3 separate regions of the Homo sapiens genome follow, and regions 1 and 2 are each linked to region 3. A link is a loop called in an ENCODE intact Hi-C map of the cell type or tissue named here. Cell type or tissue: PC-9. All regions are shown on one strand.

Evidence for each region. Hi-C counts contacts between places; a loop is a spot of excess contacts. Peaks named below come from ENCODE experiments on the same cell type or tissue, not always from the same donor. Only the 100,000 strongest peaks of a DNase experiment are listed, where the experiment ranks them.
Region 1: a loop joins it to region 3, with 5 times the contacts of the local background. A loop is called at or near these places in 4 of 110 quality-filtered maps.
Region 2: it touches region 3 in a loop (13-fold over the local background); 93 of 110 quality-filtered maps call a loop at or near these places.

What each region holds. Positions count from the first base shown.
Region 1 is chr20:33,728,822-33,736,821 of GRCh38, forward strand. ZNF341 (zinc finger protein 341) reads left to right here and starts at 3,175. Exons shown (of 15, transcript NM_001282933.2): 1 at 3,175-3,231. The coding sequence starts at 3,201. It overlaps LOC124904890 (a long non-coding RNA gene), which reads right to left and starts at 3,162. Exons shown (of 2, transcript XR_007067569.1): 1 at 2,825-3,162; 2 at 116-340. RefSeq lists enhancers at 2,746-2,805, 2,816-2,875, 4,544-5,247, 5,206-5,285 and a silencer at 2,986-3,695. In PC-9, a CTCF peak has its summit at 3,074 (motif pointing left); DNase peaks (open chromatin) are centred at 3,200, 3,650, 4,160, 5,150 and 1 weaker place; H3K4me3 peaks cover 3,021 bases; H3K27ac peaks cover 4,911 bases.
Region 2 is chr20:33,859,355-33,867,354 of GRCh38, forward strand. No RefSeq gene overlaps it. Among named protein-coding and RNA genes, the nearest start is that of CHMP4B, 52 kb to the left of the region's middle. RefSeq lists silencers at 3,366-3,415, 3,418-3,581 and an enhancer at 3,866-3,945. In PC-9, a CTCF peak has its summit at 3,441 (motif pointing right); no DNase peak of the experiment used is centred here; H3K27ac peaks cover 1,527 bases.
Region 3 is chr20:34,065,178-34,073,177 of GRCh38, forward strand. It overlaps RALY (RALY heterogeneous nuclear ribonucleoprotein), which reads left to right. Exons shown (of 10, transcript NM_016732.3): 3 at 6,889-7,153. The coding sequence starts at 6,898. Among named protein-coding and RNA genes, the nearest start is that of MIR4755, 20 kb to the left of the region's middle. In PC-9, CTCF peaks have their summits at 4,842 (motif pointing left) and 5,043; DNase peaks (open chromatin) are centred at 4,254 and 4,854; H3K27ac peaks cover 939 bases.

The DNA.
Region 1 (8,000 bases), 340 kb before region 3:
CCTCCTGCCTTGGCCTCTCAAAGTGCTAGGCTTAGAGCAGTGCGCCACCATGCCCAGCTGCAAACAAATAATTTTTAATTGTAGGAGTTATATAGTGAATACAAGAAAATGAAAATTATGATATTTGTTATTTATTTAGCTGAGGCTAAAATAGGTATTTTAGTAAAACCAATGAGAACATTTAGAGTCCAATCCATGGTTGTCCCGTTGTATGACGATGTGGCCATGATCATGGGAGAGATTCATGATTGATGGTGACAAAGATTCTTTGCTTGCTGTAACTGCTTGGTCAGACTTTGGAATCTTCTGCTAGGCCCACCTGTGCACTTCTTTGTAAAATCTAGTTTTCACAAAGAATGCTTTAAGTCAGTTTAGCAGGAACCCCCATCCTTAATATTTAATCATCCTAGATATCTGATCAGGTTCCTCATCTGTCACCATCTCCTAGGTGATGTTGATTACCCTAGCCCATCTTCAGCAAGAATCCTGTTAGGTCGGTTTAGCCAGAATTCCCCTTACCTCCGATGTTTCCTCTTGGTAATTTTCTATCAACTGACCTCCCTACCCCCAGCCCCCATGATGTTCCTCGGCTATAAATTCCCACTTGCCTATGCTGTATTCAGAGTTGAGCCCAGTCTCTCTCCCCCACTGCAAGGCCCCTTTGTAGTGGTACCTATCGCAGTAGTTCTGAATAAAGCCTTCCTTATTGTGTTTGTGTTTTAGCAAAGATCATTGAACAATTTTTTTTCTTTTTTTTTTTTTTTTTTTGAGACAGGGTCTCATTCTGTCACCCGGGCTGGCATGCAGTGACATGATCATGGCTCACTGCAGCTTTGACTTCTCTGGCTCAAGAAATCCTCTCACCTCAGCATCCCTACCTAGTAGCTGGGATTATAGGTATGTGCCACATACCTGGCTAATATTTTTAAAAATCATTTGTGGAGATGCTGGTCTGACTATGTTACCTGGGCTGGTCTCCAATTTCTGGGCTCAAGCAATCCTCCCGCCACCTCAGCCTCCCAAAGTGCTGGGATTACAGAGGAGCCACCACACCCAGGTAAATAATTTTTTCTTTTTCTTTTTTTTTTTAAATTTGAGATGGAGTTTTGCTTTTGTTGTCCAGGCTGGAGTGCAGTGGCGTGATCTCGGCTCACCGCAACCTTCGCCTCCCGGGTTCAAGCAATTATCCTGCCTCAGCCTCCCGAGTAGCTGGGATTATAGGCATGTGCCACCATGGCCACCTAATTTTATTTATTTATTGTTTTTAAGTAGAGACGGGGTTTCTCCATGTTGGTCAGGCTGGTCTCAAACTCCCGACTTCAGGTGATCTGCCCACCTTGGCCTCCCAAAGTGCTGGGATTACAGGCGTGAGCCACTGTGCCCGGCCTAATTTTTTCTTTAACAATAGCCCCTTCCTTAGTTTCCCCCTCCCCTCTATGCACTCCCTAAACTCTTGCTTGTTTCCCAAGGGTACTTTGAAACCACTATCACACATTGATTATTGAGAAAGGGTCTCACTCTGTTGCCTAGGCTTGAGTGCAGTGGTGAGATCATAGCCCACTGCAGCCTCTACTTCCTAGGCTTAAGCAATTCTCCTGCCTCAGCCTCCTGAGTAGCTGGTACTCAAGTGCAAACCACCATGCCCAGCTACTTTTGTTGTTGTTGTTGAGACGGGGTCTCACTATGTTGCTCAGACAGGTCTCAAACTCCTGGATACAAATGATCCTCCAGCCTCAGCCTCCCAAAGTGCTGGGATTACAGGTGTGAACCACTGTGGCCGGCATACACATTGTAATTAAATAACCTTTAAGATTTAATGTCGGTCTTTTTTTTTTTTTTTGAGACAGAGTCTTGCTCTGTCGCTAGGCTGGAGTCTGTGGCACGATCTCGGCTCACTGCAACCTCTGACTCCCTGGTTCAAGCAATTCTCCTGCCTCAGCCTCCCAAGTAACTGGGATTACAGGCACGTGCCACCATGCCCAGATAATTTTTATATTTTTAGTAGAGACGGGGTTTCACTAGGTTGGCCAGGATGGTCTCGAACTCCTGACCTCGTGATCCGCCTGCCTCGGCCTCCCAAAGTGCTGGGATTACAGGCATGAGCCGCCGCGCCTGGCCTAATGTCGGTCTTTCTTCCCACCTCTAACTCCATGGGAAAGGACCACCATGTCTCTAGAGCTATTACGGGACTTGGTGCATAGCAGGCCGTTAATAAGCAGTTGATGGAGGATGAATGAAGATGAGAGGGGTCTGTGTGTGTAGGGGAAGTCCCAGTGAGGAGCACCTCTCATTCTGTGAGACCTGGATAGGACCCCTCGGAGGCTGGGCTAGGAGTGGCTGGGGTGGGTGTTGGGGGTTTATGTGACAGAAATGGGGTCCCAACAAGCAGGGATGGAGGGTGAAGAGATGGAGTTACTTAAGAGATAATGGGATCCCCAGCACGGAGACCCACGCCTGTAATCCCAGTGCTTTGGGAGGCCGAGACGTGAGGATCGCTGGAGGCCAGAAGTTGACACCAGCCTGGACAAAATAGTGAGACCCTGATCTCTACAAAAAAATAAAAATAAAAATTAGTAGGACATGGTGGCGTGTGCCGGTAGTCCCCGCTACTCTGGAGGCTGAGGCGGGCTCCCAACAGGCAGAGTTGAGCAGGGTAGTAGGGGCGGGAAGTCTCTAATAGGGGATGAGGGATGGGAATCTATGTTGTACAGCCTGGAGATCCCTGTGACAGTTGGGTGGTCTGGGTGAGATGGGATAGGGGTCATGGTTTGTTGCAGAGTCGGGGTATACTGTGCTCAGCGGAAATGGGGTCCGTGCAGCAGACCTGGAGGACTCACGTGCTGTGGGAATGGGGGATTCTGTGTCAGAGCTGGGGGGTCGGGTCCGGTGAGATGGGGATGCGGATTTAGATAATAGGGATGGGAAGTTCCGCGTGTGCGGCGGATATAAGGTCGGTGTAGACTTGGTCGTTCAAGTGAGGCGGGGTCCACACTCGGTGGCCCGGTGACTGGGTTATCGAGTGGAGCCAGGGCAGCCCAGAGATGCTGGGGTCCCGCGAGCCTAGGTTGGGTTTCCAGGGCTGGGGGCTCGGCGGCGGCTCCTGGGCGCCCCCTGGCGGCCCCGACTCAACCGCCACGGCTCCCACAATGCTCGCGTAGCCGGGCTTCGGTTCCTGTGGCGGCGACGGCGGCGGCTCCAAGATGGCGCAGGCGATCTTTGAGGCCCTGGAGGGTGAGCGGCGGCGGGGCCGGCGGAGGCGGCTGTTCCGCGCTGCGCCCCCTCCCGCCGCGCCCTCGCAGCGCCCGGCCTAGGGCGCGCAGCGGCCGCGGGGCGGAGGGCGCCGGGGCTGGAACAGCCGCGGGGCGGGAGGGGCGCGGGCGGGAACAGCGCGGGAGCCGAGGCCCGGCGGGGGAGCTCCGGGGCCGGAACAGCCGGGGAGAGCCAGGCCGGCGGGGAGGGGGCTCGGGTCCGGAACAGCGCCAGCCTGGGCGGCCTTGGGCGGGCGCGGGAGGGGCTCCCTGCAGGGAACTGCGCGGGAGGCGACGGCGGGGCGGTCTGGAACAGCCGCGGCCAGGGAGGCGGCTTGGCGGCGCGCGGGGCCCGGGACGGGGGTGCGGTCGCAGCTGCGGGCAGGAGGGCCTCGGCGGCCTGACCACGAAGAACTTCTGCGGAGCGGACTGTATGCCTCGTGCTAGGACGTAGTCTCAAAATCAGACCACAGCAGCAGAGGCGCCACCTGTGTGCACAGCCTGGACTCAGAGCTTAGGGACCCAAGCCAGCAAACACCTGGCGCCTGCAGTGCGCACCGTGGCCGGTGCAGTTTTACAAATTAAACTGACACCGTGGGTGCTGGCGCGGTGTGCCCGGCCGGGACGCGGTGTTCCCAGACCCAGGCCAGCAAACGCTGGGTGCCGACAGACTGTTCCGTGCTCTGCAAGAACCTGGGATGGGGTTGGTGCTCAGGCTCAAAACTGTGGGCTTTGGAGACAGCAAACACTGAGCACCTCCATGTGTGCATCTGCTGGGCGTCGGGGAGGAAGGGCAGCCTTAGCGACTCGGGGCCATGGCGCAGAATAGATATTGTGGGAAATACAGACCAAGAATGGTCTTGGAGGAGTGGGATGAGATGAGTATACAGATAGGGTGCAAACTCGAAGTACTGGACTGGCGGGATGAAGCTGAAGCTTTGAGTCCTGCAGCTTCCTAGGAGATCTCAGCCACTCCCTGCACTTTTTAATTTTTTGAGACGGAGTCTCACTCTGTCGCCCAGGCTGGAGTGCAGTGGCGCGATCTCGGCTCACTGCAACCTCCCCCTCCCAGGTTTGAGCGATTCTCGTGCCTCCGCCTCCTGAGTAGCTGGGACTATAGGCGTGCACCACCACACCCGGCTAATTTCCTTTTTTTTTTTTTTTTTTGAGACAGAGTCTTGCTCTGTTGCCCAGGCTGGAGTGCAGTGGAGCGATCTCGGCTCACTGCAACCTCCGCTTCCCGGGGTTCACGCCATTCTTCTGCTTCTTCTGCCTCAGCCTCGAGAGCAGCTGAGACTACAGGCATCCGCCACCACGCCCGGCTAATTTTTTTTTTTTTTTGTATTTTAAGTAGAGACGGGGTTTCACCGTGTTAGCGAGCATGGACTCGATCTCGTGACCTCGTGATCCGCCCGCCTTGGCCTCCCAAAGTGCTGGGATTACAGGCGTGAGCCACCGCGCCCGGCCATTTTTTTGTATTTTTAATAGAGACGGAGTTTCACCATGTTGGCCAGATTGGTCTTGAACTCCTGGCCTCAAGTGATCTGCCCGCCTCAGCCTCCCAAAGTGCTGGGATTACAGGCGTGAGCGACTGCTCCAGGACTCCCTTCACTTCTTGAAGGATCACAATTCGCACCAGGAAATGGGGGGCGGGGTAGCCCTGTCTCCATCTAGTGGGGTTCCGATTCAAAGACTGACTGAGACAGACACTCCCTGTAGTTTCTGCCCTGCAGTCTGGTAGAGGAGAGAAATTATAAAACAAGCAATTATAGAAATTATAGAATTATGGAAAAGGTCATGTAGAATAAGATGACCTCAGCTGGCCATTCCTACTGTGAATAACATAAGCAGGAGGTGGTGGATCAGGAAGGCCGAGGTCAGTGGTAGTTCCCTCCCAGAGGCCAATAGAATGGGGTGAGGCTTACTTTCTCTTTAGGCTGTTTGGACTTCCTCATTGTTTGAATATTTACTGCAAGAATGTGTTTGTGTATTGAGTAATGAAGACAGTTAAAGAGAAATCAGTTCCTAGGACAGTGGGATGCATGTTGGGTGAAGAAAGGGCAGCAGGACTGTGGAGATCTAGGGGAGGAGGGCAGGAGAATGGCCCAGGCAGCAGGAACTGCATTTTCAAAGCCCTGGGGAGAAAGGTCTCCTGGGATTCACAGAAGCTGGGTGTGGGTGAACTGCTAGAGATGGGGTTTGATGGAGCAGCTAAACTTTATCTTGGGATCAGTGTGGAGCTAACAAAAGGTTTTCAGCAGGGGAGCAGCACAATGTGATGTATGTTTTATAAAGTTCACCCTAGCTGCTCTGGAACAGACTGGAGGGGGCCAGAGTGGCAGTGGGGGGTCGGGGTGGAGGCTGCTGAGGTTGTACAGCAGAGAACTGGGCTGGTAAACAACTGTGGGGATGGAAAGACAGTTTATTTGAGATGTATTGGGGAGACAGAATAGGCTAGACTTGCAGAAGAACCAGAAATGGGGAGTGGGGAGGGGGAGCAGTGGGTTGAGGGAAGACCCAAGTGGTGCCGCCCCAGAGGGTGCCCTGGTGCCCTGTTCTCCTTGATGAGGATTACTGGAAGAACAAACTTTGGGGTGGAGGATGACATTTAATTCAAGTTCAGTTTTACACAGGCTGCCTTTTTTTTGTTTTTGAGACAGCATCTCACACTGTCTCCCAGGCTGAAGTGCAGTGGTGCAATCTTGGCTCAATGCAGCCTCCACCTCCTGGGTTCAAGTGATTCTTGTACCTCAGCCTCCCGAGTAGCTGAGACTACAGGCACATGCCACCACGTCTGGCTAATTTTTGTATTTTTAATAGAGAAGGGGGTTTCACCATGTTGGCCAGGCTGGTCTCAAACTCCTGACCTCAAGTGATCCACCCATCTCTGCCTCCCAAAGTGCTGGGATTACAGGCATGAGCCACTGAGCCTGGCCCAGGCTGCCTTTTTAATTTAATTTAACTTAATTTTTTATTTTTTTGTGACACTCTCACTCTGTCACCCAAGCTGGACTGGGGTGGTGCGATCTTGGCTCACTGCAACCTCTGCCTCCCAGGTTCAAGCGATTCTCCTGCCTCAGCCTCTTGAGTAGCTGGGATTACAGGCGCTTACCACCACGCCTGACTAATTTTGTATTTTTTAGTAGAGACGGGGTTTCACCATGTTGGCCAGGCTAGTCTCGAACTCTTGACCTCAAGTGATCTGCCCGCCTTGGCCTCCAAAGTGATGGGATTGCAGGCGTGAGGCACTGTGTCCAGCCAGCCTTTTTTATTTTTATTTGTAGAGACAGGATCTCACTCTGTCTCCAAAGCTGGAGTGCAGTAGTGCATTCATAGCTCACTGCAGCCTCAAACTCCTGGGCTCAAGTGATCCTCCCACCTCAGCCTCCCAGGTGCGTGCCAGGACACCCAGCCAATTTTTTAAATTTTCTAGAGATGAGGTCTTGCTATGTTGCCCAGGTTGATCTTGAACTCCTAGCATCAAGCAGTCCTCCTGCATTGACTTCCCAAAGTGTTAGGATTACAGGCATGAGGCACTGTACCCACCCTGCATTTGTTTAAATTTTTTTATTTTGAAATCACTTTTTCTGTAGATTCACATGCAGTTGTGGGAAATGATAAAGAGAGATCCCACGTGTCCTTGACCCCATTTCCCCTGGTGTAACATTTTGCACAACTACAGTGTGTTACCACCAGTCAACATACAGAACAGGGGCATCACTCCAAGGAGTTGCCCTTTTATAGCCACACCCTAAATCCTCCCCTTCTCCCACCATCCTTGATGCCTGGCAACCACTAATCTGTCTCCATTTGTAAAATTTTGTGATTTCAAGAATACTATATAAATGAAATCATAAAGTGTATACCATTGAGATGGGCTTTTTTCACCCGTCATAATTCCCTAGTGATTCATCCAAGTTGTTGTGTATAGCAATAGTTTGTTCCTTTTTATTGCTTAGTAGTATTCCATAGTATGGCTATTTCACCATTTAACCACTCACTGAAGAACATCTGAACTGTTTCCAGTTTTTACTATTTTTTTTTTTAGACCCTGTCTCAAAAAAAAAAAAAAGTAAAAACTGGAAACAGTTCAGATGTTCTTCTGAACCATTTCCTACACCCTCTATCTCCTCTACTACCTTCTGGCCCTCCTCCCCCACTCTAGTGGGGCTTAAGCCCCCCACCATTCTGAAACTGCCTCTGCAAAAATTGTAACAGTGAGAAAATCATGACAGAGAAAGACGCCTGACCTAACCAATCCCTACCTTGCCTTTAACCTCCAAACTGCCCTTAGTCATCCCCGGGCTTGGGCCAAGCTAACTTCGGCAGAAATTTAATTTACAGTTTAAATGATAATAGCCCTTCCCCAAAACTAAACTGTCTTTGTAAAGCTATTGAAAGACCACCAGGTTTTCACCTGGGCAACATGGGGAGATTCCATCTCAAAGTGTTCACTGTTGCCCAGGCTGGAGTGCAGTGGCATGATCTTGGCTCACTGCAACCTCCACATCCCAAGTTCAAGCGATTCTCCTGCCTCAGCCTCCCGAGTAGCTGGGACTACAGGTGCGTGCCTCCACACCCAGCTAATTTTTTCTATTTTTAGTAGGGACGGGTTTCACCATGTTGCCCAGGCTAAATTTTTTACTGTTATACCTAAAAGTGCTATGAACATTTGTATACAGATTTGCACACAAATGCTAAAACACTCACAATTTTGCATAAAATGGTAGAAGATTCACTGAAGCTTGTTCA
Region 2 (8,000 bases), 210 kb before region 3:
AGGAGGCCGAGGCGCCAAGGTGCTTCCAAGTGTCACAGCCAAGTACCAGCAGAGCAAATTCATGAACCCAGCTCCCCTGTCTCCCCATCCATGTCTCTTCCGGTCTGGCCTGGGCACCCCGTCTCAGAAACTGCTTCCTTCCTTCCTGCTCAGCTGTATGCTGGCCTTGCCCAGACCGCAGAGGAGCCAGGTGGAGCTGGGTTAGACACGCAAGACTTTGGGTCTTGCAGCTGAGACTCTGCACCAATCCCAGGCTAGATTTCCATGAGGCACTGGCTAAACTGGTCCAAATTCCCGCAGAGTAGCTCTGAGGGAGAAGCAGAGGAGAAGGATCCCCCTTCAGAGTAGAAACATTTAGGGAACATACACGAAGAACAGACAATCTGTACCTTCTCACTGAACCCACACAAGAACTATTTCAGGGCAGAACCATTCGTTACCCCATTTTGCAGCAGAGAAAGCCCAGGCTCAGAGAGATAAAGTGATTTGTCCAAAGCCACAGTTGTGGAGTCACAAGAATCCAGTCACACACATACCTCCTCCCCAGGCCTTCCCTGCTGCTGTGGTGGGGGAGGAGCCGGGTCACAGAGATGCATCCCTGACTCCCTTAGAAGGTGTTGACCCTGAATGTGACCAAACCCTGGGATTTTAGAGGCCAGCTCTCTCCCATGGCCACTTCCTACTGACAGTGAAAAGGCCACAGGCAACAGGACCTGGGATCACCCAGGGTCACCTGGAATGGAGCGGCAGGGTCAGCCATGCAGAAGAGTTGGGGCTCCTGTCTTTTCCACAAGGGGCTGATGAGGGGATCCCCTCTGGGGCTGGGTCTCCCTTCCCACCCTGAGGACCTGTCTGTTTTCACCCAGACAATCTCACTGATTGTCTGACAAAGTAAAGAAGCAAATGAATTACTTATTCTATGAAAGCCATTCATTCAACAATTTTCTTTTTTTTTTTGAGATGGAGTCTCGCTCTGTTGCCCAGGCTGGAGTGCAGTGGCGCAATCTTGGCTCACTACAACCTCCGCCTCCCGGGTTCAAGTGATTCTCCTGCCTCAGCCTCCCAAGTAGCTGGGATTACAGGTGTGCACCACCACGCCCAGCTAAATTTTTTTTGTAGTTTTAGTAGAGATGGGGGTTTCACCATGTTGGCCAGGCTGGTCTCAAACTCCTGACCTCAGGTGATCCACCCACCTTGGCCTTCCAAAGTGCTGGGATTACAGCGTGAGCCACTGTGCCCAGCCAAACAAATGTATTTTGGTTGGGCCTGGTGGGTCACGCCTGTAATCCCAGCACTTTGGAAGGCTGAGCTAGGAGGATGGCTTGGGCCCAAGAGTTCGAGACCATCTTAGGCAACATAGCAAAATCCTGTCTCTACAAGAAATAAAAAATTAGCCAAGTGTGGTGGTCGTGCTTGTGGTCCTGGCTACTCAGGAGGCTGAGGCAGGAGGGTTGCTTGAGCCCAGGAGGTTGAGGCTGCAGTGCGGCAGGATCATGGCACTGCACTCCAGCCTGGGTGACAGAGCAAGACCTTGTCTCAGAAAAACAAAACAAAACAAGTGAACAAAATAAATACCCAAAGAATTTTTTGAGTACTTCTATGCCCGCTCTCACAAAGCTCCTTGTTTGGTAGGAAAATTCCTTATCTCCCTCCTCAGCTTGGGCGCCTATGTAGGGACACTTGGTTCCCTCATACAAAGCGTGGACAGACATCAGGGTACATACTCATTGCTGTTTCGCTTCTCCATTGCTGCAAGAAACCCGCCCCTGAAACTTAGTTGTGAAAAGCAACTATTTTATTTTATTTTATTTTATTTTATTTTATTTTCTGAGATAGAGTTTCACTTTGTCTCCCAGGCTGGAGTGCAATGGCACAATCTCAGCTCACTGCAACCTCCGCCTCCTGGGTTCAAGTGATTCTCATGCCTCAGCCTCCAGAGTAGCTGGGATTACAGGTGCGTGCCACCACACCGGGCTAATTTTTGTATTTTAAGTAGAGACGGAGTTTTGTCATGTTGACCAGGCTGGTCTTAAACTCCTGATTTCAGGTGATCTGCCTGCCTCGGCCTCCCAAAGTGTTGGGATTACAGGCGTGAGCACCCACACTCGGCGCAACTATGTTATTAAGCTCACAGATTCTGTGGTCAGAAATTTGGAAAGGGCCAGTGGAATGATTTGCCTCTGCTCCGTGATAACCGGGACCGCACCTGGGAGACCTGAAGACTGAAATGACCTCCATGGCTGGAGGCTGGAATTATCTGGGGACCTCTCCAGTCAGTGGTGTGCTACGTGTGGTAGTTGATGCTGGTTGTTGACTGGGACGTGCCCTGGGGCTGTCAGCAGGAACCTGAGACCTCTCCATGTGACTTGGGCTTCTTATGGCGTGGAGACTTCAGTGTAGCCAGAGCTCAGGGCTCTAAAAGTGATTGTCCCAGCTAGCAAGGGGGAAGGTGCGTCATCTTTTGTGACCTAGACTTAGAAGTCATGCAGAATCACTTCACTGCATTTTACTGGTTATCAGTGAGTTGCAAACCCACCCGGGATTCTAAGGGAGAGGAATTAGGCTCCACCTCTTGATGGGGACATGGCTAGTTCTAAAAGAGCTTGGGGGACAGGAGATATTACTGGGGCTGTCTTTGGGAGCTAAAGTCTGCTATGATAGCTAACACAGAGCATTTAGTATATGCCAGGTATTGAATGAACTCATCTGGTCTCTGAACCCCTATCAAAAGAATATTTGTGAGTATATACCATATTTATTTATTAATAAATTATATAAATGTACCACTGTACTAATATATTGTGTAATAATACACAACTCCTTGAAGTTTTAAAAGCCTAGGATAGAAATAATTATAATAAAAAATTTCAATGTTTTCTTTCTGTATTCCTAAAGAGTTTAAGGATTTTTTTATTTTTTTAATTTTTTTTGAGACGGAGTCTCGCTCTGTCGCCCAGGCTGGAGTGCAGTGGCGCGATCTCTGCTCACTGCAAGCTCCGCCTCCCGGGTTCATTCCATTCTCCCGCCTCAGCCTCCCGAGTAGCTGGGACCACAGGCGCCCGCCACCACGCCCGGCTAATTTTTTGTATTTTTTTAGTAGAGACGGGGTTTCACCGTGTTAGCCAGGATGGCCTCGGTCTCGATCTCGATCTCCTGACGTCGTGATCCGCTCACCTCGGCCTCCCAAAGTGCTGGGATTACAGGCCCGAGCCACCGCGCCCGGCTGGCTTGTGTTTATTTAAGGAATGGAAGCGTTCACTCAAGCCAGACTTCAGGGGCAAATGTACATTGGGAATCTCCAAGGGACATCTCCCAAACTACCTGACCAGGGTGTGGGTTCCGCCGAATATCTTTTGGGAAACGCTGTGCGGGGGTCCCTAGAGCGTGTGGGTCCTCCCCATCCCTCCTCCCGGGTTTGAGGGGCCGACGCGGCAGCGCGCCCAGGGGCCTGCAGGTGGCGCCATGTCCCAGGCTGTGGGGCCCCGCTCCCGTCGAACCACGGGGAGACCGTGGGCTCCTCCCGGGTGGTCTGCGCCTGGCGCAGGGAGGGGCCTAGAGGAGGCGGTGGAGTGGGGCGGGGAGGGGTGTCTGCTTAGCATCGGGCGCTGCTCCCTTGCCCTCCCTTGCTTTCCCCTCTCTCCATGCTTCCCACTCCCCCTACTGACCCCCTCACTCCTTCGTCCCCCGCCTGCCCACAGGGACACCCCCATGGATAGGGAGAGGGCTGTGTCCTAGCTCCTGCCAGAGTCTGGAGGCCGCGAGTCTAGGGTGTAGGAGAAGGGGGCCAAGCCAGCCAGGAGGTGGGGCCATTGTAACAACAATCACAGCAATAGTCACTATGTATGGAGGCCCACTCTGCCGTGCGGGGGTGGGGAGCTGCAGTTGTGGGCTGCTAGCTCATCTTCTAGGCGGTCTTCCTGTTCCAGGTCCCTCTGCTGCCCCCAGGAGTCCAGCAAAGCAGGACAGCTCTGTGGACATGGATACCTGTGTGTCCCCCACCCCCAGCCCTGCATCTGGCTTAGCGGGAAGGCAACCCGCTCGTGGGAGGGTGGGAGTGGGTCCCAGGCTGGGGACTTCACTTGTTGCCCTGGAGCTGGTTCTCCAAGAGCACAGACCCTAAACCACTGCCCTCTACTTCCCTGGTGAGCTCCCCACCCCCATACCTTAGGCAAATTTCCTTTTCCAACCCCACTCCACCAATTTTCTCTGCCTCCTCCTTCTGTGAGGTTTGTGGGCCCAGTGTGGCCTCAGGGGGCTGAGGGGATCTCATGGAGTTGAGCCTCACCTTGTCCAGTGCCCAGCAAGGCCTGGGGAGGGGTGCCCAGAAGCCATGTTTTTGTCATACTGCCAAGGAGGACCTTGGATGCACTTGGGGAAGCGCTGATGAAGAAATGACTTCAGAAAAAAAGACCCTGATTTGTAATCTTTGCTGATTTCCATGTAAATTCTCTTACCGTGGCCAGCTTCAAGCTACCAACATGACAAAACATTTCTTAACATTCAGCCATTCCTGTGGTCCCTGGAATATGTGGAGAAAAGAAATTGAACCACAGCGTCCCGGACCTGGTAGAAGCCGCCTCCAGCACAACAGTGAGAAGGTCTGTTTAGGACTCTGCTTGTTTCAGAAAGATCCCGGCTTTGCTTTGGTCAGGATGGGCTACATCACTGAGGGGCCCAGTGCAAAGTGAAGATACAGGGCCCCTTTTTCAAAAATTATTCAGAACTTCAAGACAGCAACAATAGACTGTTAAACCAAGTGTGTGGCCCTTCTGAGTGAGGGCCCTGTGTGGTTGCTCAGGTTGCACACCCATGAAACCTGCCCTGGCTCTGTTCCAGGCCACCAGGATGGCTTGCCTGCCAGGACCTCCTCACTGGCCTTCCTGCTGTCTCCCTGGCCTCCTACAAACCATTCTCCACTCAGCAACCAGGGGTTGCTCTGGGCTGGATCTTGTCACTCCTACACCTGCCGCTTGTCCTTGAGAGCAAGGGCAAGGCTCCTCTGCCTGGCCTGGTTCTGAGACACTGGGCTCCCCAGTTACATATCCTTATAGCTCCGCACACATGTGTTCCTGCCTGGCTCTCTTCCCTGTAGAAACTACATTTCCTTGTATGATCTCTCCCTTTATACCATCAGCAGTGTAGTCCTGTGCTCAGTACCGCTGCAGGCCTGCACTTAGTAGATACTCAGGATGTGCTAAATTGAACAAAATGAATTAATTGATGAAAAGGACAATTGGATCAGGATAGGGCTGTTCCAAATGTTTTCTGGCAACAGACTCATTTCATCAAATGAGATCTTACAGGGAAGCCCACGACATGAAACAGAAAAGGGCCGCTGCTTTGCCTGCAATGGGAGGGACCAGACGCCTGACTCCGGAGGCCATGCAGTCACTGCCTCTGCAGAACCTGGTTTGGCGGCACCAACATTGCCACTTTCCTTTGTTCTTCCTGCATTTAACCTTAGCCGACCCCTCCTGGCTGACATTGACGATCTGGTTTCTGTTCGTATTAGCCGGACTGAGAACTTTAGCTGTCACGTTGGTTGTACATGTGGATTATGCTCCTGTCTCCCCTTCTCCCTGTACCTGCGGATCACTCGGCCATCGCTTGGCTCTGAGAACAGCGGCTGGGCTGAGCCATGGGCAGAGGATTTGGTGTCCTTTGGGGAGGGGTGCTGATGGTGAGCACAGGGGCAGGGCTGCAGTGCCCCCCGCCCCCAGCACAGCCAGGCTCCCCCACTCCCCTCCACTTTGGTCAAATGACCTTCCGTGGCCAGGGGCGAGGTGCTCCCTCTCACTGAGCTCTAACCTCGCTTGAACACCCACCAGCATTTATTGAGCGCCTGCTGGGTGCCAGCATGTTGCCAAGGGCTACCTGGGTTTTATTTCCATGGGTCCTCACGACAACTCTTAGGAATGGCTGTTATCATATTCCCCATTGTACAGATGAGAAAATGGAGGCTCACAGAGGGAGAGGACTTGACCAAGGCCACACAGCGGATGATTCAAACTTCTGACCCACCCTGGCCCACAATGGGCAGCCGAGCTAGAGACCAGTACTTTATGGATGAGGGGAGAAAGAGGAACCAGGACCTCATGCTGCTTCTGGTGGCCTGGCTGCATCCTCTGACCCTGGGACGCGCTCCTGGCTCTTACCTGGGAGGCAGCATAGCAGGTGGCATTGGAAGCAGAGGGGCCTGAGCTAGAATCCCGGCTCTGTCGCTGACCAGTCTGGTGACCCAGCTATGTGGGGGTCTCACCAGCCTCACTCTCCTGCCTGAGCAAGGGAAGCAGAGATGTCAGTACCCACCTGCCCGGGTGGGGGCAGGTGAAGGAGAGGTTGTCTTGGCACACGGCACATCTGAACACTCGCTGGGGTGGCTATGAGGGGTCCTCACGCTTTACCCACCTTGGGCCCATCTTAGAATGAAAGAAAATGGAATCCCCAAGGAGGTCTCTTTCCTGTCCTTCCTCAGTGCATCTCAGAGTTGGACCCTGAGGGGACCCTCTGCTTGGGGCTGTCCTGGGCTGGGCATCCTCCCCTCCCTGCTCCTGATGTAAAAACTCCAAGGGTGGGTGCCGCATGAGGAGGGCCAAGGTGCTGCGTTCTAGTCCTTGCCTGGCCACCGGCTGGTGCCTAGACCCTCTCTGGACCTCAGTTTCCCCACCTCCAGCATGGGTCTCCTGCAGAGCCCGTGAGGCAGCAGAGGATGGATTTGAGCCTGGCTGTGTGCGGTCAGGGCACCTCCCATACGCGAGGGGGTGGATCAGTCTCCTGGGGTTGCTGTGACAAATGACCATGAACTCAGTGGCTGAAAACAAGACACACATTCGCTCACAAGCAGTCTCGTATCAAGGTGTCAGAAGGGCCACGCTCCTGCAGACGCTCCGGGGGAGAGCCCTGCCCTGCCTTCTCTGGAAAAGATGCAGCGATCCCTGGCCTTTCTGGGCTTGTGGCCTCTGATCTCTGCTCTGTCTTCAGGTCTCCTCTGTGTGTCTTCTCCTGCCTCTTATAAGGACATTTGCCATTGGATTTAGGGCCCACTAGGGTAATCCAGGATGATACCATCTTAAGATCCCTAACTTAATTATATCTGCAAAGACTCTTTTCCTAAATAAGGTCATATTCACAGCTTCCAGGGATTTGGATGTTGACATATCTTTGGGAGCTATGACAGTCAGCCTCACCTCACAGGCTCCCTACCAGAGAAAGGCAAGTGAGGGCCAGCGGATTCCTCTAAGGACCTTGGAGAGTGCCGCATACAGTAAGCTCAACAAATGTGAACCCTAAGAAAGAGACATGGAGGCACAGGGAGGAAAAGATCACGGAAGAGCTTGCCCTGGCCATGCTGAGACCCCTTCCCCCCAGCTTTGGGCCTTGTCTCTGGGGGTGGGCCAAGCCGGACCCCTCCAGGGCAGGGCGGCAGCACACACCGCCAGCCCTGCATCTCTGCATCCCATTCTGGCAGAGCACTACCCAGAAACATATTTTACCCATAAACGGGCCAATTAAGAAGGCAAATGTTTTCAAACAGGAGGATTTATTGGCATAGAATGTGCCATCCCTCTAAGCAAGAGGAGTGGGGGTGTGTGCGGAGCCATCTGGAGGGGAGTTGTTTATCATATTTATTTAGTTACAAGTTGCTGGTTTAGAACTGGCAGAGCTTTGTGAGGTGGGATCGCAGTTCCCTGGGAGGGCACAGGCTCGGGTGGCTTTGTGCACAGGGGTATGCCCGTGTCTGTGCAGACACGTATGTCTTTGTGCCTGAGCGTATGTGACCGTGCACCTACATGTGGGAGTTTGCCTGCCTATGCGTGTGCATACCCTTTATTGGGTCTGCTCTCTGTGTGTACACACATGTGCCTCTGTGTGTACACATGAGTGTAAGAGGGCCTAGAGATGTCCTGGTGCATGCGTGTGCACATGCGTGTTTGTGTGCATGTGTGTGCAATTCTTCTTTGTGTGTGGATGCAGGTGTGGCCTTGTGTGCACTTGCCTGG
Region 3 (8,000 bases):
GAAGTGGGTAATAATAGAAATTGGCATAATCCATATTCTTTGATAGTACATTACAGATGCAACAGAGCGCTTTCACATCAATTAGCCTATTTGATTCTTGTATCAGACCTGAAAGGTAATCAGGGAAGAGATTATTTCTGTTTTCGGATTAAAGACAAGAAGGCCTAGGGAAGTTAAATGACTTGTTGCAGGTCACATGACTAAGAACAGCAGAGCCAAGGCCAAGCCTTCTGGACCTGTAGCCTGCACTGCTTACACTTCACCCATCCAGGAGCTTTTGCTGTTTGACATGCAGGGAGCTGACTCATGAGAGTGGGAATGGTCAGGAACTAAAGAGCATTCCTTGGGAAATTAGTCCTGTCTGGCCAGTAACAATCATTTGGGCACTGCTAATGAACCAGGGCTTGGCCAGTTTAATGAGATTAATAGATGTTCTGTCATCCCTGGCCGCCTGGTAAAAGCAGGAGCCTCTGGACCAAGGAGGCCCTGGACACTGATGAGTCTAATTGCTTGACTTTCTCCAGAAATAGTCTTCCCATCACTAGTAGCTGTTTTCCTTCTGAACCACCCGGATGTCCCCAGGGTTATCTAAGGGCAGAGAGCTGGCCACAGGCTGCTGTGACCCTCATCCCCATGCAGGAGAATAAGGCCAGAGGGGTCCAGCAGGACTGAACCAAGACAGAGACTATAAATAGCATTGGGGGCATCAAGACCTAAAGCAGCAGCTCCTCCCTTGAAATGAGTATTTCAGGAGGAAGAGATTTAGTGCTGGGGAGGATTTACAGAGTTCTCTGAGTGCCTGAGACTAGACTTGATCTGATAGGATTTGGAGCACATGAGGGGTGACATGGCAGAGTTTTAGAGTGTTAAGACAGCCATTGAGACAGTGGAATGGAGAGTGTCGAGTAAGAAGCCTTGATTCAGGACCCCTAGCTACACTCCCCTCACCAGCTGGTTGACCTTAAGTAAGTCACTTATCTTTGCTGATCCTCTTTTTTTTTTTTTTTTTTTCATTTATAAAATGGGGCGGGATGGGTGCAGTGGCTTATGCCTGTAATCCCAGCAGTTTGGGAAGCAAAGGAGGGTGGATCAGGAGTTCGAGACCAGCCTGACTAGCATGGTGAAACCCCGTCTCTACTAAAAATACAAAAATTAGCTGGCTGTGGTGGCGGGCACCTGTAGTACCAGCTACTCAGGAGGCTGAGGCAGAAGAATTGCTTGAACCCGGGAAGCGGAGGTTGCAGTGAGCCAAGATCGTGCCATTGTACTCCAGCCTGGGCAACAGATGTCTGGTGAGAGCCCTCTTACAGTTTCATGGACAACCATCTTTTCACTGTGTTCGCACATGATAGAAGACACAAAGTAGCTCTCTGGGCCTCTTATTTGTTTATTTTGTAGAGATGGGGTCTCATGATGTAGCCTAGGCTGGTCTCCAACTCCAGGCCTCAAAGGATCCTCCCATCTTGGCTTCCCAAAGTGCTGGGATTACTTGCGTGAGCCACTTCCTGGCCTGGGGCTCTTTTTTTTTTTAAAGGTATTAAACTCATTCTTGAGGTCTTTCCCTTCCCTTTGGGACCTCATCACTCCCAAAGCCCCACTTCCTAATACCATCACATTAGGGATTAGGTTTCAACACACAGATTTGGTGGAGGAGGCACATTCATACCATAAGAGATATAAACTGGCTTTGTTCACTAAAATTCTGTACAACTGTGAGGAATTGTAGTAGAAAAGGGAAAGGGTGAGGACCAAGGAGAGCGTGTGTGGCTGACTCAAGGTAACATAATCTTGCCAGGGAAGTCAGAACCCAAGGCATCCCTGTGCCATGTGCAATCTTGCCCCTGCAGGTGCCTGTTTTTGAGGTCCTGATTCCAGTTCTGGCTTTGCTCTATTAACCAGTTACCTTGCTTCTCTGAACCTATCTCAGTTTCCCTATGTCAAACACCTCCTCACAGGGCTGTTGTGAGGGTTAAATACTGTAATACTGTGCAGCATTCAGTAATTAGTGGCCGTCCTTTTCTTTTTTTCTTTTTTTGACGGAAAGTCTCGCTCTGTCGCCTAGGCTGGAGTGCAGTGGCGGTGATCAAACAGTTCTCCTGCCTCAGCCTCCCAAGTAGCTGGGATTACAGACATCTGCCACCATGCCCGGCTAATTTTTTTTTTTTTAAAGTAGAGACGGGGTTTCACCATGTTAGCTAGGCTGGTCCTGAACTCCTAACCTCAAGTGATCCACCTGCCTTGGCCTCCCAAAGTGCTGGGATTATGGGCGTGAGCCACTGTGCCCAGCCAGTGGCTGTTGTTACTGTGACGGCTCTCTGGGTGTCTCATTTACCCAAAGATCAGAGGTACCTTTTAGGGCTTTTCTACCTTTGCAAACCCCTGCCACTTTTCTCCATGTTCAGGCTTGTTTTTTGTTGAATTTGTTTTTGCCACATTTCTTCTACTCTTACTAGCCTGGAGAAGCAGGCCCATCCCTTTGAGCCGTAAATTGCATTTCAAAGCCTGTTTCACTAGTGGATTTTAATTAGCTTAAAAGGCCCAGCTTTTATGCAGCAATTGTTTCTCCTGCAGGTAAAGGTGAAGGCACTTATTGGGGAGCCAGTCCCCAGTTTTCTCAAACGTAGCTTTTTTCTTTTTTCTTTTTTTTTTTTTTTTGAGACACTGTGCTCTCTCCCAGCTCCTCAGTGTCCTGGGGGCCTGTCTCTTACCAGCCCCAAATGAAAAATGGAATATAAGGACCCTAGACTTAGCGTCAGAAGACCCATGGGGTAATCTTGTCTCTGCTACTCACTAGCTGTAGCATCCTGGCCAAGTTTTTACTGTGGGTAAAACTTCTCTTCTGTTCTTCCGAGTAAGAGCATTTATAAGCTCCATGTGCACACAGGTCTCTGCTCATCTGACATTGCAGAAGTCTCTAGGAATAAATTTGCTTCTCTCCTTTCCCCCAGCCACCAAGAACAATCCTTCTACCCACCTCTCCTCAGCTCATTGCTAAACCTAGGACCCCTGGGGGCTGCAGACACCTTGCTCTCAATTACACAGCTAATCTGTGAGGCAGAGCTTGGCCCAGGGCAGGAAATAGCTTACCAAGTGAAGTAGCTCCTGCTGAATGGATGTCAATATTTTCTAGGGCTGCCACTCTAAGCTAGGGGGTACCTTGAAAAGCATAGGAAGAATTGGGTGGGAGGGATTGAGTTGGTCTGTGGAAGTGGGTGTTTGGTTGAAAGATTAGAAAATGGTATCTGGGACCTCTGCCCTAGTGGTCCTAACCACTTAAGGCAGCCCACAGCTAGACCTTCTGACCACCTCCTGGGACATATGTTTAACCACTCCCTCCCTAACATTGATTGAACACTTACTGTGCCCCGAGTTTTGTCAGGCCTGCCCTATAACATTTGCAGGGCAGAGTAATAAGAGTACAAATAGAGACCCATGTACCATATGTTTAAACATTTGAAGGTTCTGAATGAAGCTAATAAATTGTGATGTTCCCAACAACCTGGAATACCATGTCTTAATTTAGAATTCTTGGACTCATTAGGATTCTGTACTTGAACCTGGCAGTTCAGGGAGACCTAGCCTGGCTCTACCTCCTTTTCATTCCCTTTCCCACCTCTATCCCTCACTTAGAGGAGCCTCATCAACATGTGTGTGGTCACTCAAGCCTTTGCACACCCCCACAGATACCTGTCTCCTTGGGCTGAGGGAGTCCACACAACTGTAGCACATCCCACTTTCCAAAGGAGTGTACAGGGCATGAAAGTGGATAGGGGGCTGTTTAGACGAGGAGCTCAAGAGGTTGGGTACCTAGCGCATGCCATAGGTGAGCATTTCTCCTTTTAACTGCAGATTTCTCACCCAGAGCAGCATTTGCAACCACATACATACACTTCCCAAGTCTCTCCTCTACAGATCAGAAAACTGATCTTCATATGCCATGGCTTCTGGCTGCCCCTCCTTGGCATTATACAGAATGTGTTCCACTGTGACCTTTACCCTCATCTAGAATGGGGTTCGCAGATGGCAGTATTGGAATAAAGAGGTGCAAGCCAGTGTAATTACAAGATCTTGTGAAGGGCTTTAGGGTTTGCAAAGTCCTTTTATGTACATCATTCCAAACCCCAAGGAATGAGAGAAAAGACTGGCAGGGCCAAACCTTAAAAACTTGGCTCACCAGTCAAGGTGAGTCCTGATCTCGTCACAATACCACGAACAGCTGTTCAGCAAATGCTTCCTGCTCAGTGGTGCTTGTGGCTCCCAGTAGAGGTCACTCTTTGTATCTCTATCCACACCCCAGGCTTGGTTGACTCCCTCTAGCCAAAGCAGGTGGCTTCTCCCTAGGCCAAAACTATAGCACTTTGAGCTGAACCACCTAGGAGAGAATCATCTGATGCCCACACAGGGGCCCTATTAACTTCTTGTATACCCGTGGATAGACAAGGAATTAACCCTTGAATGGCTTGTCATCCATGTAGGAGAGGGACTGTCAGCGAGAACTGTGAGGAATGGCAAGCCCATGGGAAAAACATGTATTGAGCATTTCCTGCCTCGTATGCACAGTGTGTTACTACCTTTGTGTCCCTCACTGCCTGATAAGTGTAGATGAGTGGAACCAAAGGCAAACTGAGTAACAAGAGTCTGTCTCTTTCCAAGTCAGTTCCAAAGCTGGCACCAGCCCCTTCATCAGTAGCAGTGATGGGACCCTCTCAGCCCCTTTCCTTTATCTGAGATAATGCACTGCTGACTCTAGTATATCCATTGGGTTCACTTTAAGCCTAACCCTGGGAGCAGTTTCTTCCCAAGTTGGGCTCACGTCCAGCCTATGATTCCCTTGTAAACAGTACCACCTGCTGGTCAGAACGTGCCAGCTTCCAGGCTGGGAGGATTTAAGAGAAAAAGAGTCTCTTATCCCCTAGTGGGATAAGAGATACAGATGTATCTTTTCCAGTTCACTGAAAAGAAGTCCCCCCAAAATATTAGGTAAATAGGTTGGCAGACTGATGAAAGTTTTTATATATGCTATTTGGAGTCTTTTATCACCTGAAATGGCCTTAAGGTTAGGTTACTGAGATAGGAGGGTTCCAAAAGGGAGTGGCATCAACCTGTACCAATGAGCAGAAGACTGGGCCGGGAACTGCCAAGGCTTAACTTGAGGCTTTTCCTACTGAAATTGAGCTTCTCTCCTTTCCCCTTTCCTCTTGGAGCCTATGCCCAGCCGTAAACTGTACGGGAAAAATTTGTACAGCCCTTTGGGGTAAAAGACCTGGCCAGAATATAGAGAGCAAAGGGTAGGTGCAGTCTCATCTCTAAGCCAAACAGAACAAAATTTGAACGAGTTAGTATTAATATGGGTAACTAAAAAATAAATTTATTAAAAATAATTCTCAGGTGAATGTGCTGACTTTCTGTGGTATCTAAATTGGCTTTAGCTCTGGGAAGCAAAATGATAAAGTTGAAAGAAATAGACTTTAGTGACAGACTGACCTGTGTTCGAATGCTCATTACTAGTAAGTTAATGAACTTGTCAATCAGTTTCTGGTAAAATATGAGTAATCATGACATTAACTTGTGGGATCTTGGGATTATTCAGTATTGTATACCACCCTTAGCCACAGCGAGTGCCTGGTGAGGCTTTGTGTTAGTCCATTCTTGCACTGTTATAAAGAAATACCTGAGACTGGGTAATTTATAATGAAAAGTTTAATTGGTTCACAGTTCTGCAGGCCGTACAGGCTTCTGCTTCTTGGGAGGCCTCAGGAAATTTACAATCATAGTGGAAGGCGACGGGGAAGTAGACACGTCTTCATATGGCCAGGGCAGGAGGAAAAGAGACAGTGGGAGGTGCTACACACGTCTAAACACCAGATCTCACGAGCAGTCACTCACTATCATGAGAGCAGCACCAAGGGGGAAATGCATGATTTCAGTCACCATGATCCAGTCACCTCCCACCAGGCCCCACCTCCAGCACTGGGGATTACAATTAGACATGAGATTTGGGCGGGGACACAAATTCAAACCATTATCGGGCTTAGCTAGCATACCCTTTTCAAAATGGTTGGTAGCAATTCAGACAGGTCTGTGTCTGGATCAGACTAAGCAGTTTTCTTTTCTTTTCTTTTTTTTTTTTAGACAGAGTCTGGCTCTGTCGCCCAGGCTGGAGTGCAGTGGCTTACTGCAACCTCCACCTCCTGGGTTCAAGCAATTTTCCTGCCTCAGCCTCCCGAGTAGCTGGGATTACAGGTACCCGCCACCACGCCTGGCTAATTTTTTGTATTTTTAGTAGAGACGGGGTTTCGCCATGTTGGCCAGGCTGGTTTCGAACTCCTGACCTTAGGTGATGCACCCGTCTCGGCCTCCAAAGTGCTGGGATTACAGTTGTGAGCCACCATGCCCGGCCCCTGCAATTTTCATCATATGGTGGTGGTCTAGAGTAAACATCACTTGCAAATACCATGTGACCATGGTTCTACATTGAAGATCTTCAAATTTAGATCCTGAATGGGATAACATTTGAGATGAGCATTAAAGGAGTAGACTCAAAAGAATTAGAGTCAAGCAGATCAGGGGGTCAGATCCCAGCCCTGCCATTCACTAACATTGTGGTCTCTCTGAATGTGAGATTTCTCCCTTGTAAAATGTTGTGGTTCTGCATATCATGTGAGTAACAAATGAGGGAATGTATGTAAAGCACCTGGCATGAGGTCAGCAGCCAATATGTGGCAACTCTTGGTAATATGACAAGAAAACAAGATGCAGGAACAGGTAGGCTGGATGCTATAAGGGTTAAGGAAGGTAAGAGGCAATTCATTTATCCAGGATATGGGCCGTGGGCAGTCCTTGAGCCCAGCCCAGGGACCCAGCTTCACCGAGGCTCTTTTTCTTCAGGTGGGCACCATGTCCTTGAAGCTTCAGGCAAGCAATGTAACCAACAAGAATGACCCCAAGTCCATCAACTCTCGAGTCTTCATTGGAAACCTCAACACAGCTCTGGTGAAGAAATCAGATGTGGAGACCATCTTCTCTAAGTATGGCCGTGTGGCCGGCTGTTCTGTGCACAAGGGCTATGCCTTTGTTCAGTACTCCAATGAGCGCCATGCCCGGGCAGCTGTGCTGGGAGAGAATGGGCGGGTGCTGGCCGGGCAGACCCTGGGTAAGCCTCTCTTCACTATATTCTCCTAGTATTCTCTAGAATAGCTGCTATCACTATCCAGTTCTCAACCCCCTTCTCTCTTTCTCTCACCGCTACCACTGCTCTGAGATTTTATAAATTTATAAGCTATGTTTAAGTTTTAAATAGTTATAAAATTAATCCCTATAGGGAAGAATTTTAGAAGCCTCTGGAAAACACTTCTGACCTGTCTCTGCTTTCTCAGAGCTTCTTAGTGACAGGCTTTACAGTTCCAGTTAAAATGCAGATTCTCCAGAGAAAGAGAACAGAGTGGCCTAGAACAGCCTGTTACACCGGGTACAGATGACTTAGGTTAGAACCCTTTCTGAGAGCGAGCAGGAGGGCCTGAGAGCACAAGGACAGTGTGAATACGCTTGGTTTTGGTGTCATGTCCATGTGATATGACTATGCTAGTGGTCTCTCTTGAAGTATGTACAGTGTTCATGCATGTGCATTTACTCCTGTGTATATGTGTATGTTTGAAAAGGGGTATCTGTATGTGTTTTTTCCTGAACAAGAAGTATATGGATTGACTGAACATGTGGAGATATGTGGACACAACCCTTGTATGTATAGATGTAGTGTGTGTGTGTGTGTGTGTGTGTGTGTGTGAGAGAGAGAACATATTTGAATGTGTCAGCAGATATACATATATTCATTTACCAGGTATTTATTGAGACCTTTTCATGTAGTAAGGACTATTCTAGGCATGAAGGTGTTTGGTAGAACATCCATGTGAATGTGCATTGGCTCATTTGCATGTGGGTAGTTGTCTATACTGAGTGTACTTGAGAATACACGTTACCTGTGTGTGAGTTTCTTACCTGGA